2 separate regions of the Mus musculus genome follow, and region 2 is linked to region 1. A link is a contact called in ENCODE Hi-C data. All regions are on one chromosome and are shown on one strand. Each heading gives the region's core, a stretch centred on a gene start or an enhancer-like site at or near the end of the contact. The rest is flanking DNA. Distances are from core to core; before and after follow the strand shown.

Region 1 (7,024 bases), core at 2,693-5,192:
TCTTGTCAACTTAGCCACCAGCATTATTAGTCACACAGAATTTGTCTCAAGAGAGAATGTGGGACCAGCAAGAAGGCTCAGAGGGTAAAGGCACTTGCCACCACGCCTGACCTGAGTTTCATCTCCAGACCCCCACATGGTGGATGGACAGAACCAATTTCCACACGTTAGCCTCCAACTTCTACACATGAGCTGTGTCATGTGTGCACACAACACACATACACAATGAAACAAAGAAGAAATGATACCTAAGGCTGTCCTCTGGCTCCCACATGCATGGGCACATACATGCCACATGGAGCCATAGACATACAAAAATGCACATACAAGCGCACATACACATAAAAAAGAAAAGAGTTTGAACATCCTTGTTTCTGGAATGAATCTCCAAGCCATTGGTGTAAATGTCAACTCAAACAGAACTGAAAACACATCAGCTGCCTGTGCTCAACAATCTCTCAAGTCTTAGAACAAGCCAGAAACCAGCTTCAAACCTGCCTTCCTCTTCTACGCAGGTCCCCAGGCTTATGCAGGACTCTGCCCTCTCAAAGCTGTTAGAATGGATCCCTAGTTTCTCACCTCTGCTGGTGTCACTGGCCCCAGTTCAACAGTAGAACCAACTGAGAAGTTTTGAAACTGCCACTTCAAGGGTTAAACGTGGTCAACCCATGACCCAGAAATTCCACTCTTAAGCCTGTACCCAAAAGAAATGAAAGCAAGGGGCTGGAGAGATGGCTCAGTGGTTAAGAGCACTGACTACTCTTCCAGAGGTCCTGAGTTCAGTTCCCAGCAACCACCTCGTGGCTCACAGTGATCTGTAATGGGATCTGATGCCCTCTTCTGGTGTGTCTGAAGACAGCAACAGTGTACTCATATACATTAAACAAATAAATATTTCTTAAGAACCAGCCCCCTGTACACCATCCCCAATTAAGTGTTCTTCTTTATAAGGGTTGCCTTGGTCATGGTGTCTCTTCACAGCAATGAAAACCCTAAGATACCTCCCCCTTCATTTCAAAACAAAAAACAAAACAAACAAACAAAAAAACCCAACAACAACAACAAAAACCAAAACAAAAACCCTCTTCCTTTATTGATTGCTACTAATTGTTCCAAGATCATACAGTCAATGATGTATTAAGATGGACAACATCTCCCCAAAATTCACAACCACTGGTACCTCAGAACATGATCCACTTTGAAAATGCATTCTTGTGTTGTGTCCCTTATCCATGAGGAAACACCCTGAGAAACCTGCTAAGCAATGTCATCACGTCCCAACATCACAGGCTATGATCCCACTGCCTTGTGCTTGTAGCATCTAAATTGAATCTACAGGACATAGGTCGGGTGTCTCACGTTCCAGAGTAGGATATAGGTACACTTGTAAGTTAGATGGAAATGCAGGTTCCTGTTAGCGTTTGGGAATCGGTACTTATTGCAAAGAAAGGACAGGCTTGTTTGCTTGAAGCTATGCCTTTATAGTCTGGCCCTGTGACTTAGCCGAAAGGGAGGGAAATGAGTTTGCCAATGGAGGAATGGTGATACATTAGAAACTCAGGATTGAGATTCACAGGCCATGATCATGCACAAGCTGAAGAAGGCGGATGGCTTGAACCCAGTTCAACATTTGCCTGAAAACATAGACATTATTCCCAAGAAAACAAGAAGGAAGATTGCTTGACATTTTTTTTTTTGTGATGGTAGTGAGTATTCATCACAGTGCCCTATATCTGGGTGGCTGGAGAATGAAATCTTCCAGCTGTTTCTCTGACTCCCATCCTTTCTTCTGCACTCTGGTCTTTTCTTGATAGCAACAGGGAGCCTTTCAAAACAAAGTCAAACGCCCTGGCCTTTCTCACCCAGCCTGCTCTCCTCTCTCTCACTGCTCCCAATCCAGCCAGGCCTCTACCTCCTGGGGTCTAGATTAGAGCAGTAGCTGGCCAGCTTGCAGAACAGTGAAAGCATAGTTTGCATATGTCCCTCTGCTCCTCTGAAGCCTGCAGCGGCTTTCCTTCTGACTCAGAGTAAACCTGTATGACTCTGGGCAAAGTCAGATTAAACTCTGCCCGTAGCAGAGTTCACCTCCCCAGCCACCCAGCCTCTGCATTGCAGGGCTCTCCACTGAGAGCTCTTTTTCCCTTTTTCCCTCTGTCCAACGGCTCCTCCCTCACTTCCTGCACGTGGGAAATGTATCCTTTATCTCCGTGTGGTCTCCATCTCCACCTTTTCCATTTCCCAGCGTCGCTTTCCCTCTTAGTATTTATGAGATTCTAGCATATTAAACACTTTACACACGAAACTTTTCAAATGTCTACCTTTTCCACCCCCAAACAAATACGTGCTTTAATGTAAATTTCACGAAGAAACAGATGTTATTGTTGTTTTTTCTGTTTGTTGGAGCCAGGCTCCTACTATATAGCACAGGTTGTCCCAGTAATTTACTAAGTAGCCCAGAATAACCTTGAACTTTGACAATACTTATGACTGGGTCTATTGTTTTTTATTTTGAGACAGGATATTCTTATCTGCAGGGTTCAAACAAAAAAAAACCTACATATCCAAAATGTGGGGAAAAAATGCAAAAAGGAAAAAACCCTCCTAATGTTTTAAGTAAGTTTATGATTTATTCCTGCTTATAGCTGGGTCAGATGCAAGCAGTTGGTTGGCCAACACAGCTAGCTAGCTTGTGCCACCACACCCTAGCTGGAGGACAGAGGTGTTTGATTTGCTAGAAGAAGATCTGGGTGTAGTTCAGTAGTTGCCATTCAACAGATGGTTGCTACAGGAAAGAGCAAATGATTAAGCAAATTGGGTTATAACAAGACAACGGATGACTAAGGACACAGGAAAACACTCTAGTATACTAGACATCAGCGTAAAAAAAGACCTGGCATAATGTAAACACCAAGATTCCAGAACTCTGATCAAAGCTACAGAGATGTGGCTTTAAGCCTCTACTGGTTCTTTTGTTTTAGATAAAGATTCCTGTTGCCTTTGGTCCTCTTGACATTTCAGTCTACACTTGCAGATTTACTTCATCGACCACATAATCATTTTCTGCCTAGGACTCTATGTGGAGCACCTCATCCACTAGGACACGTTTTGCACGGGCTACGAGTTAAAATATCGTTCTGAAAATAGCCATTTGGCCTCCAATAAACAACTTCCCCATCAGAGCATCCCTAGAATTTACTTACTGAACAGAGATAAAGGATAACAATAAGAGAGTGTAACTGTGTACCAAGTAGCTTCAGAACCTTAAATATACTCCTAGAGGCCCTAGCTTTTTAAATTTGTCTCTACTGCATAGATTAATAAGGAGAAATGCTTCTAATGAATAGAGACTTAAAAGTACCCAAACACTACCTGTGCTGCTAAATTGATGGGATTGCAGGTAATTTTTAAATCTTTTAACAGTTTTTTTTTTTTCTTTGTGTTTTGTCGTTTTGTTTTCTGCTCTCAAGATCTCCTTGCTCCTGTCTCCCTAGTTCTAGGTGGTAAATGGCAGTGGCCCCCCAGAGCAGGCCCTCAAACGGAAGTTATGTGTGCGTGTATACATATACGTATGATCACGCAACTGTAAAACCTGGCTCAGCACAACAGGAAATTGTTCCGCAACATCTGGAAAAGAGAAGCAAACCAAAATGCTCTGGCCGACTCAGCCCACACTCCACCCAAACGAGGAGTCTGCGAAGGCGGGGAGATCCCGCTAAACTGAGCGGCCAGTGCTCCGCCCACGGAAACAAATCCTTCAGGCGTCCAATCCGCAAGCCTATGTAAATGACAAGGGGGCGTGGTTAGAGGGACGCCCGCTGTGGGCGGAGCCACTGCGGAAGCAGAGACGTAACCGAGGGTAGTACTGATTGGCTGGCACGTAGGTGGGTGGGGCCTGCAGGCAGACCCGCCTCGCCGAAGGGTGGTGCCTGAGTTAGGAAGAACGCTGAGCGCGGCACCGCTGGCCCCAGGGGCGGAGCCGGAAGTGGGGCGTTGAGGTCTCCACCTCCTCGTCCGTGAGCCGGCCGTTCCCCCGCTTCTGTTCCTAGTCCCCCCGAAGTCACAGCCTGATTCCCGGAGGCCCGAGCCCTTAGTCTGGGCGGGGTGGCGCGGGCCGGAAGGACGCCATCCCGGCCTGGGCCATGGAGGCTCCCGCACCGTCCCTCACGGAGGAGGATTTGACTGAAGTGAAGAAGGACGTGAGTAGCTCCGCCGGGCTGGGCGCAGCGGGGCGCAGCGGGGCGGGCGGGCGGAGGAAAGCGGAAACCCGGAGCTGAGCGACGGGGAACTTCAGGTCGGAAGAGCGCGGGGTCCTGGCACAGCACGACCTGCCTGCTTCCCGGGAGCTGGCTGGAGACGATCCACCAGCGACCCGGGAGTCCGCGGTTAAGCCTGTCGGTGGGCTTGGATGTTTCCTTGCCATCCGCTCGTCGCTGGTGGCTTTCCATCCTGCCGATCCCCCATCCCACGCCACCGCCGCGGGAGCTGCTAGCCTAGGGAGCCGCCGGAGTGTGCCCACAGCGGGCTTTGGACCAGGCATCCCCGGGCGTAGAGCAGATGGGTGAAACTGGTCTCTATCGGGGGCTGCGGAAAGCTCGCCAGCTGAACGCACGCCCTGGAATTCCCCGAGTAATCAGACGCCCACGTATTTAAATGAAGGGGGTGTGCGTACTTCTCGCTGAGACTTGGTTCCCAGGTAAACGTTGAAAATACTCCCGACTAAATTGGACTCTTCTGCTTAGACCATGTAGAACTTCACAGACACAGTAATATTTGAGGAAATGGCTTTAACCACAACGTGCTTCGTTTTTTTTTTCCTTCCTTTTAACTTCTTTTGCCAGAAAAAAAAAAAAAATCAAATGAGCACAACTTAGATAATATACATGAATTCACATTAAAAACCGGTAACTCGTTCTTACTTAGCACCAAAATGCTGCCGAAAAATCGTCTTTACGAACTTAACCTCAAGTTGTTGAAGATGTATGTGTGCTTCAGACCCCTTTTTCTACCATACTTACCCCTTGTAAAGTTTATTGCGCTGTGCCCATAATTACAACTGATAGAGCTAAGTACCAGGAGGGAAAGGTACGGCCAGGATAACTGCCATAGTTTCCGTGTTCAGTGGAGTTGGTAGGGCACCTGCTGTATGGAAAGCTACACATTCTACTTGAAACAAGGTCTTTGATACCCACTATAGTCCTTAAGAGGACAGTAAACCCTAAGTGTAAAGTCTGGGAGCTCTGTTCCCATGTTCCACAGTTTTGAATTTTCTCACAATCATTAAAGTACCTATAAGGAGAGAATTGCTTTTCATTTTATAGCTGGCAAAACAAGACAAGACCTGTCTGTAGATAGGGGAGGAGAGTGCTGCAGGCCTTTGTTTCTGCTCCGGGGTTCATTGACGTCATCCATCCTGACAGTTGCACGTTAGACCTGTGTCAGATGTCCATAACCTTAGAGAGACTACAGAGAAGCGTCAGGGTGTCTATAAAAATAGTGTTCCTTAGATATTCACCCTATTATTTTTGAAACTGCTTATGACAAGCTTAAACATTCATCCGCATTATTTGAATCTCCTTTTTTTCTCAACTCCAGGACTTTATTTCCAAGTCTACCAGAACTCAAACTATAATTTCATACATTTGGCTGTTGTTTTGTTTCTCTGTAATTCTGACTGTCCTGGCACTCACCTGTAGAACTAGCTGGCCTCAACTCCCTTCCTCTGCCTCCCAAGTGTTGGGATTAAGGCATGAGCCACCACTGCCTGCTATGTTCTTATGTTTTCAAAACTTGAACTTTTCATTATCCTTCCCCCAAAACTGCTTGGTGTCCCTTCTGTATTATCTGTCTTGATAAATGGTGGGAAGTTGTTTACATGAGGCTGTCTGTCTGTCTCAGGGTTTGCTTTCTGTGGCTTCTGTTGCCTGTGGGTCAGCTATGGTCCAAAAATATTTAATTATTTAATGGGAATTTGATACGGTTATAGTGATACAAATTGAGCACTCTTCTAAGTACCGTGACAAAATCTTGTGCCATCTCACTGCATCTAGCCAGGGACACGAGTCTCACCTTTTCCCCAGTGTGTGTGTTACCTGCCTGATATCCTCTTAGTAGTGAGCTGTCTTGGATATTAGATTAGTTTTTATGGTGGAAAGCTTGATATGGGGTTGGTACCATGAGGTTTTGCACATCCATAGAGAGTCTTGGTCCATGTCCTCCCATGTTAGTGGGGAGCACAGGCCTACTGCTGGTCCCCAGGGCTGTACATCTTCAGCGCTGCTCCTGTTTTCATCTGTTTATTTAACACACCCTCATCTTGTTAGAACTTGTTTCCTTTTAACAAATAGAGGTAACTTTATACTCTGAAGTTGATAATGTAATACTAACAGTTAAATTAAGGACTAAGGAACTAGAGAGATAGCTCAGCAGTTAAGAGCGCTGACTGTTCTAACAGAGGTCCTGAGTTCGATTCCCAGCAACCACACGGTGGCTCACAACCATCTGAAATAGGATCCAATGCCCTCTTCTGATGTGTCTGAAGAGAGAGCAACAGTGTACTCACATACATAATATAAATAATCTTTAAAAAAAAGAACTAAGACAAAATTCTGTTTTTTACAATAGCTCAATTTCTTGATTGAAGAAAAGTAACCATGAACTGATAACTTTAAACATTATAATAAAGTTTCCATCCATCCAAAGCACTGCACTCTGAAATGCAGAGCACACAGCGGTGGACAGAATGTTTGGGGGTTGCCTCCTTCAAACATGTAGGCCATTAAAGGTGAAAAGTATGCATATCGTTTATACACCTGGGCACTGGGAAATTTGCTCAGTGCTATGAAGACAACACCAGGGCATCATACTTGCAATAGGATGGTTAGATGTGCTTGGTTTTGATCTAAGGTTATAACAGAGCTGGGGAAGCGCATTTGAGACAGAATTTGACAAGGACCTAAGTCAGGACCTTTGTAAGTTCAGAATATTGAAGGATGGCAGATGGTAACAAAATGAAATTAGGGATGTG
Region 2 (7,024 bases), core at 2,059-4,558, 600 kb after region 1:
TTAGTTAGTTGCAAATCCAGGTGACTGTTTCTGTACTTCCCGCGATCTCCTCAGAAACGTGGCAAGTCTATCCAGCGACCCAGTAATTCTGTTTGGGGTTAATTTATGGAAAGAAATAAATTGTCTATGTGGTGGCCATTTGTAATGGAAACAAACATCAAGATAACACCCTGCATACCACATGACCAGATAATGCAGAATTATCATGCCGCCGAGTTTATGGTATCAACATACTTGCAAGGAGTACAGCAGAACTAGGAGAACACACAGATGCCACACAGTGACCTGAAGGAACGGTGAACTGAGGTGCTACTCAGGATGGGCGATGTGGATGTGTGTAAGGTGTGCAGTTGTGGAAGTTGGTTCTCTCCTTCCACCCAGTGGGCTCTAGAATTACACTCAGCTGGCCAAGCTTGGCAGCAAGTGCCTTTACCTTACCGAGTTCTCTTGCTGACTCTTATGTAATCTTTAAAGATAATTCCAGGAAGTCATCTTTCAGTCCAAAATCTGACTTTTTGTGTTCAGTTAGGCAGGGTGTGGTATATACCAGCTGAAAGCCTACATACACCCCAACCCAGGGCCAGCGATGTGTTAAAGGCCGGCCTGCACATGAATTTGCTGCAATCCGATGATAAGATTATATGATGTATTAGAATGCTGAAGGTCAAAATAATCTAATATTGATGACTTTAGATGTTTTAAACTGATCCTATTTGGACAGTGCATGAAAAGTAGTATGCTTAGTCTGTACACAGCCTGAATATGTTTATCTTTCTCAGAAATCCTATTCTCACTTGGTATTTATAGGTGGTAAAGGGGAGGAGAACCATAGGCTTTAAAAATCTTACACGCTAAATTATGAATTAAGCATATTTGTAAAAATTTTAAAAAACGAAAACTTTCGTCTTGTAACAATGCAGGAATATTTAGTAGTTCTTTTAGCTTCAAGTCACAAGAGTTAAACCCCAAGCCTAAAGTGGGAGTTCCCAGTTCCAACAGCAGGGAGAGCTTTCCCTGCCTCCTGAGCACACCGCGCTTACCACCTGCACACAAAGCACCTAGGAAGGCACAGCTCAGGGAAGTCCAGCAACTCCATCTGAGCGAGCTACTGAGAATAGGGGACGAGTTGTCACCACTATTTGCTAAGTTGGGTACAGAGTACAAAGGGATTTAGTACATTATTTTTATACATCTGAAATGTCTTAGAAGAAACCAACACAGTATCAGGAAATACTTCATAAGACAAAATACAAGGCTATAAACCTTACTTACCTTATCGCCAAGAGCCTCTCTCTCCTTTTTAAGTTTTTTCTTAGCTGCCAACTTTTCCTTTGAGATAAAAGCAAACAATATTGAGAAACCAGTAGTTATTTCATAAACTCATACTGAAACTACAAGTCAGCTCTGAGAAATTACTATAACCTTTTAAAATAAGCACATGAAACTTTTTAAAGGTCTGCTTAGATAGCCCAGGCTTGCTTCTGACTGACCATCCTCCTGCCTCAGACTCCTTAGTGTTTTAGATTACAGGTGCATACTCCCACTCACAACTAGACTTATCGATTTTTCTTTAATAGCTAAAATATTGAACTACAAATGGGCAGGCTAATCAAGAAGATTCATTTGACAAAGAGCTTGCTCTTTGTTTTGCTTCCATCAAATCAACATTAAGTCTGAACATTTAAACTTTCAGTAACTTTAATTTTTTACTATAATACTTCCAATTAATTAAACGTATGAATGAACAAGTACATTTTCCCCTAGTGGATGCGTTCTAAAGATTATGGGTATAATGGTTACTTCTCTTGAAAAGCACTGAAAATAGACAGAAATGGGAGATGAGTTCTCAGGACATTTCCAATAAGGTCACCACTAGTTATTCTTATAGGTTATAACCAAAACTACCTATTAAGGTCAATAGGAAGTTGCAAACATGTTCAGTTGTTACTTAGTATACACTATAATCTCCTGAATCTAGACAAAATGTCTGACACATTCTGTAGTGCCTACTGATCTTCAGTCCAAAAAAAAAAGGCTTTTAGGACATTCCTCCCTCAAAATTGCAAATCAAGCCCGGCGGTGGTGACGCACGCCTTTAATCCCAGCACTTGGGAGGCAAAGGCAGGCAGATTTCTGAGTTCGAGGTCTGGTCTACAAAGTGAGTTCCAGGACAGCCAGGGCTACACAGAGAAACCCTGTCTTGAAAAAAACAAAAAAACAAAAACCAAAAAACCTCCACAACTGACTGTTCTTCCACAAGTCCTCAGTTCATTCCCAGCAACCACATGGTGGCTCACAAACATCTGTAATGGGATCTGATGCCCTCTTCTGGTGTGTCTGAAGACAGCTACAGTGCACTCATATAAATAAATCTTTAAAAAATAAATAAATAAATAAAAAGAACTCCAGTAGCGACCTAGCACTTACGAAAAGATCCAGCCAAGGTCCTCCAGTAAGAGAACACAAATATAAAATCATGTGTTAGTTGCTGTGTATGCTGTAATAGGGAATTTTTAAAATTGTAATTTAGACACAAATGAGCCTCATGATCCTGGGCAAGGCTTACTTACAAGTCTGTCTAGTTTTCAGTGCGAGCACAAGGCGGAAGAGAGCAAACACAGCTATGACAGACACTTCACAGTGCTGAAACTTCACCAATGGTTCCTTGAAAGAGTCTGGGGCCACGTTTAGGACCTGGAGTTTACCACCAACGCTAGGCAGGCGGGATGCGCAAAGGCAGGGGGCGGACCCTCTGCCATCTCCGGCCAGAGGCTGGATCGTCGGTTCCAAATCCCTCGGCTTCCCAGAGAGTGCAACCCACGGAGCAGGCAAGGGCCGGATTCCCCTACGCCAAGCTCATCCGGCAAAAGGCTGACGCTGGGGACCCCGTAGCCAAGCGAGGGGCTGGGGGCGCGCCTCCGGCCCCGCCCCTTCAACCCCGCGCGCCCCCGGCCCCGCCCCTTCAACCCCGCGCGCGCACGTCGCCCCCCCCCCAGCCCCGCGCGCTCCCGGCCCCGCCCCTGCGCTCGTGCCCCGCCAACCCCGCGCGCGTACCTTCCGCTGCTGCTGTTTCCACCGCGTGAACATCAAGTGTCGCCGCTGCTTGTTCTTAATCTCCGAGATACTGAAGCCCGGGGGGAAGGCGGCCGCTTTCGCGGGCTGCACCCCGCTCTCCGCCGTCCCATCGCTCGCGGCCGCAGCCTCTTGAGGCTCTTCAGCGGCAGCTTTCCTCTTCAAGCCTCGCTTGCCGCCACCAACACTTTTCTCGCCGGCCTTCGCCATGTTGTTTACGGCTGTACGGAAACGGAAGTGCTCTCTGTCTTTGACCCGGGTCATACGGTTTTACTTCCGGGGCCGCCAAGTTCCGGAACTAGCGCTTTGCTTTATGGATTAGCTATGTAAGAAAGTGCCAAGGCTGGACGCTGGTGGTGGCGCACGCCTTTAATCCCAGCACTAGGGAGGCAGAGACGGGCGGATTTCTGAGTTCGAGGCCAGCCTGGTCTACAGCCTGAGATCCAGGACAGCCAGGGCTACACAGAGAAACCCTGTCTCGAACTCCCCTCCCCCCAAGAAAGAAAGAAAGTGTCAAAATTCAGAGTTCGTTCCCGACTGTACATTATTTCTAATAGAACAATTTCTAAACAGAACAAGATTAAAAAGAGAGCAAAGAAGCATCACACTTCCAACGTTCTCACTGGTCTCAGACTTAATGCTTATGCAGCAATGCAGGAAAATCCTTTCATCTGAGATAAACTGATAACGCCTACCAGACAATGGAAACGGCCAGCTGCGAGGCCCCTTAGCAGCAGCAAACTAGTCTACCACTCAAACACCACAGACACCAGAAGTCAGACGAAAATTTAGGAGAGAAGAAGAGGCTTGAAGTTGAATAGATTCTGTGAGGGTTTTGTAAAGACGCTGTGTTTTGTGTAAGATGTAGTCCTCTTGGTGGATTTTGAGGGAGAAAATGATCAGGCATTTTGCTTTATTTTTAAGGCGCTACGGCCCTGACTCAGGCTTTGTAGATGCTAAGTGAGTGGTTGTCATAAAGCTGAATTTACAGTCTCCTTGATTTACACATAAAAAACAATACTCATAATAATTATTTAAGGGGACTGGGAAGATGGCTCAGTGATTAAGAGTACTGACTGATCTTCCAGAGATCCTGAGCTTAATTCCCAGCATCCACATGGTGGCTCACAACCATCTGTAATGGGATCTGATGCTTTCTTCTGGTGTATCTGAAGACAGCTACAATGTATTCATATACATTAAATAATTCTTTTTTTTTTTTTTTTTTTTTTTTTTTTGGTTTTTCAAGACAGGGTTTCTCTGTGTAGCTCTGGCTGTCCTGGCACTCACTTTGTAGACCAGGCTGGCCTCGGACTCAGAAATCCGCCTGCCTCTGCCTCCCGAGTGCTGGGATTAAAGGCGTGCGCCACCACGCCCGGCTACATTAAATAATTCTTAAAAGTTATTTATTATTATTTAAGAAGAAACTAAGGGAAGATGGGTGGAGTGAGAAATGTTAATGAATTGAACAAAGGTAGTATTCGCACAGCTCTCACCTTAGAGAAAAATGAGACAGTTTATTCTGGAGCCAAATATGAGTGGCCTGGAAACATAGGTTCAGGCATCCCAAAATTCCCTTTTCCAAGGTAGAAGCAGGTTCCTAAAGCCTTTTTTATAGTCATAGAACAAAAACTCGTAAACCAAGACACTTTCCAAGTCTGTTGTTGGAGCCACTAAGTAGGCAGTTACTTCATAGTGAGAAATCTCAGCTACAGGTCTCCAGTCACCACGGAGCTGAAACCAATCCTATTGGTTAGTGATGTAACTGTTGTTAAGTTGTAGCAGAACATAATTTATGTTTGTGGCAATGCTGGTGTAAATCCACCATGATGACAGTCATATAAAATTACAACATTACGATTATGATACTATTCATTCCTTGACAACACTAAAAACAACAACAACAACAACAAACCTTGTATGTTAACTGGCAGATGTAATAGTGCTGGCTTAAATATTTGCTTTCCTACACTTTTAATTTTTAGATTGTATTCCCATTTCCATTTTTGTTTCTGTAAAACAGTGTGCCATGTTACACCTGTACAACTCATATGTCTCCTGTTTTATCATATCTCTTGATTAAATCAAAATACCATGCTGAGTGATTACCATATGCCACCAATATTTGTGTAAGTACACACTATGCTGTGTACACATTGATAAAATTGTGTAGTTAAAACATTCCCCAGAATGTATATATATCCATTACCAAGTAGTCCTAGTACTTGGAAATCCATCAATGAGAATATATTTTCTCTAAGATTTAACCTATACATTGTGATCAGACAAGAGACACAAACATTTTAAATGTAAGGTAATAAACAATAATATTTAGTTTATGCTAATTATCTCGGGTCTTAGAATACTCTTAAAAGTTATTGAAAACTTTATGTGGTTATAACTGTCAAAACAAGCAAAAATGTAAATTAGGGCTTATAATGCTTGCATATATTTACGTATAGTAGCAATAAAATCATTATTTAAGAATTTATATACATTATGAAAATGACTGCATTTTGTAGCACAAAAAACAATTGCAAAGAGTCATATTGTTTTATGGACTTTTAGCTGGATTAAAGCTATTTTTGCGTAGAGTCTTTATTGATAGGAAATCTTTGTTGAAATACATGAAGAAAATCTAGCCTTAATTTTGCAACTAGTTGAGAAAGGAATATCTAAGAGATATTTCAGACAATTATTGATATTTGGTACTGCATCAAAAATTGGCAAGTGGCAAGCTTTTTAAAGGTAACTTGTCATGACAGCTGGGTATAGTGAAGCCCAACTTTAATCCCAGAACTTGGGAGGCAGAGATGGGTGGGTCCCTGTGAATTCAAGGCCCGTCTGATCTATACAGTGAGTTCCAGGCTACCCAGTGATATATAGTAGTACTCTGTCTCTAAAACACCCTAAAATTCCATAAATTATATCAATGACCTTTTAATAGTCTGTTACATACATTAAAATGTATTGCTCTTGCCTTTTACCTATGTGTGCTATGTAGCTGCATTTACTGATCATTTGAAAGATATTGGTTAACTGTATCTTTCAAAAGTTGATGCACTTTGTTATACAATTTTTTGGCACACACATACATGTGCACACACAGCATGCAGATCAATGGGTCAAAGTTACTGAAGTTGAAATTATTGTTAATTTATTCTCTTTGTCCTATTCCTGATTGCTAATTCTTTAAAACAAATTTTACTAGTTCTATAAGAGTTTTGGGCAAGCTGGTTTGATCATATTCATTCCCTTCATCGGTTCCCAGGCACACCGTCCTTCTCTTATCCGGCCACCATTTCACCACACTTTAAAAGTACTACTTCATTTCCACCTATCCATCTCCTTCCTTTAACTCTTCCCATGCCCGAACTCCCTCTTAAATTCATGACTTCTTCTGTAATCATTTTACACACACACACACACACACACACACACACGCACGCACACACACCACTGCTCTGTCCATTTAGCATCCCTCATAAGTACAGTAAGTGTTTAAGAAATTCTCAAAAAAAAAAAAATACAGAAAAAAAAGTCCTAATCAGCAAGGTACTGAAACGTGTCACACTCACAGTGGCACCAGAGTTCCACTTGAACAGCACTAAGCTTGGCTCCATATGAGCCGTGAGCAGTAGTACCTTCAGTGAAACCCAGGGTATTAAAACAGGGCTTTGGAGAATTGAGGAGTCATGGGCAATGGGGTCTCATATTGATATAAACTTCCCTTCTAAACATGACTTACTTTCTATTGCTGCCATTAACTAAAGATCAAGAACAATCTTAGCATAGAGTCTTATTGTAAAATGGGAGTTCACTCTGAAGTAGCGTCAAGAGCATTCTATGAGTTTCTTCAATGGTGCCAGCTATACCTCATCATTTGGCTGAGGCTCACCAGAACCAAAGGTTTATACTGTTTGTTCCTTCTGAATAAGATTGTTTTCTTTCT

The links. Hi-C counts contacts between places; a loop is a spot of excess contacts on that map.
Region 2: a loop to region 1 is called in a map of v-Abl transformed pro-B cells, with 4 times the contacts of the local background. The contact joins the promoter of Rpf1 here to the promoter of Bcl10 in region 1. A Hi-C loop is called at or near these places in 2 of 37 maps with a recorded cell type or tissue (T-helper 1 cell and v-Abl transformed pro-B cells).

What each region holds. Positions count from the first base shown.
Region 1 is chr3:145,920,320-145,927,343 of GRCm38, forward strand. Bcl10 (B cell leukemia/lymphoma 10) reads left to right here and starts at 3,943. Exons shown (of 3, transcript NM_009740.2): 1 at 3,943-4,196. The coding sequence starts at 4,140.
Region 2 is chr3:146,518,115-146,525,138 of GRCm38, forward strand. It overlaps Rpf1 (ribosome production factor 1 homolog), which reads right to left and starts at 3,309. Exons shown (of 9, transcript NM_027371.3): 1 at 3,055-3,309; 2 at 1,273-1,329. The coding sequence starts at 3,282.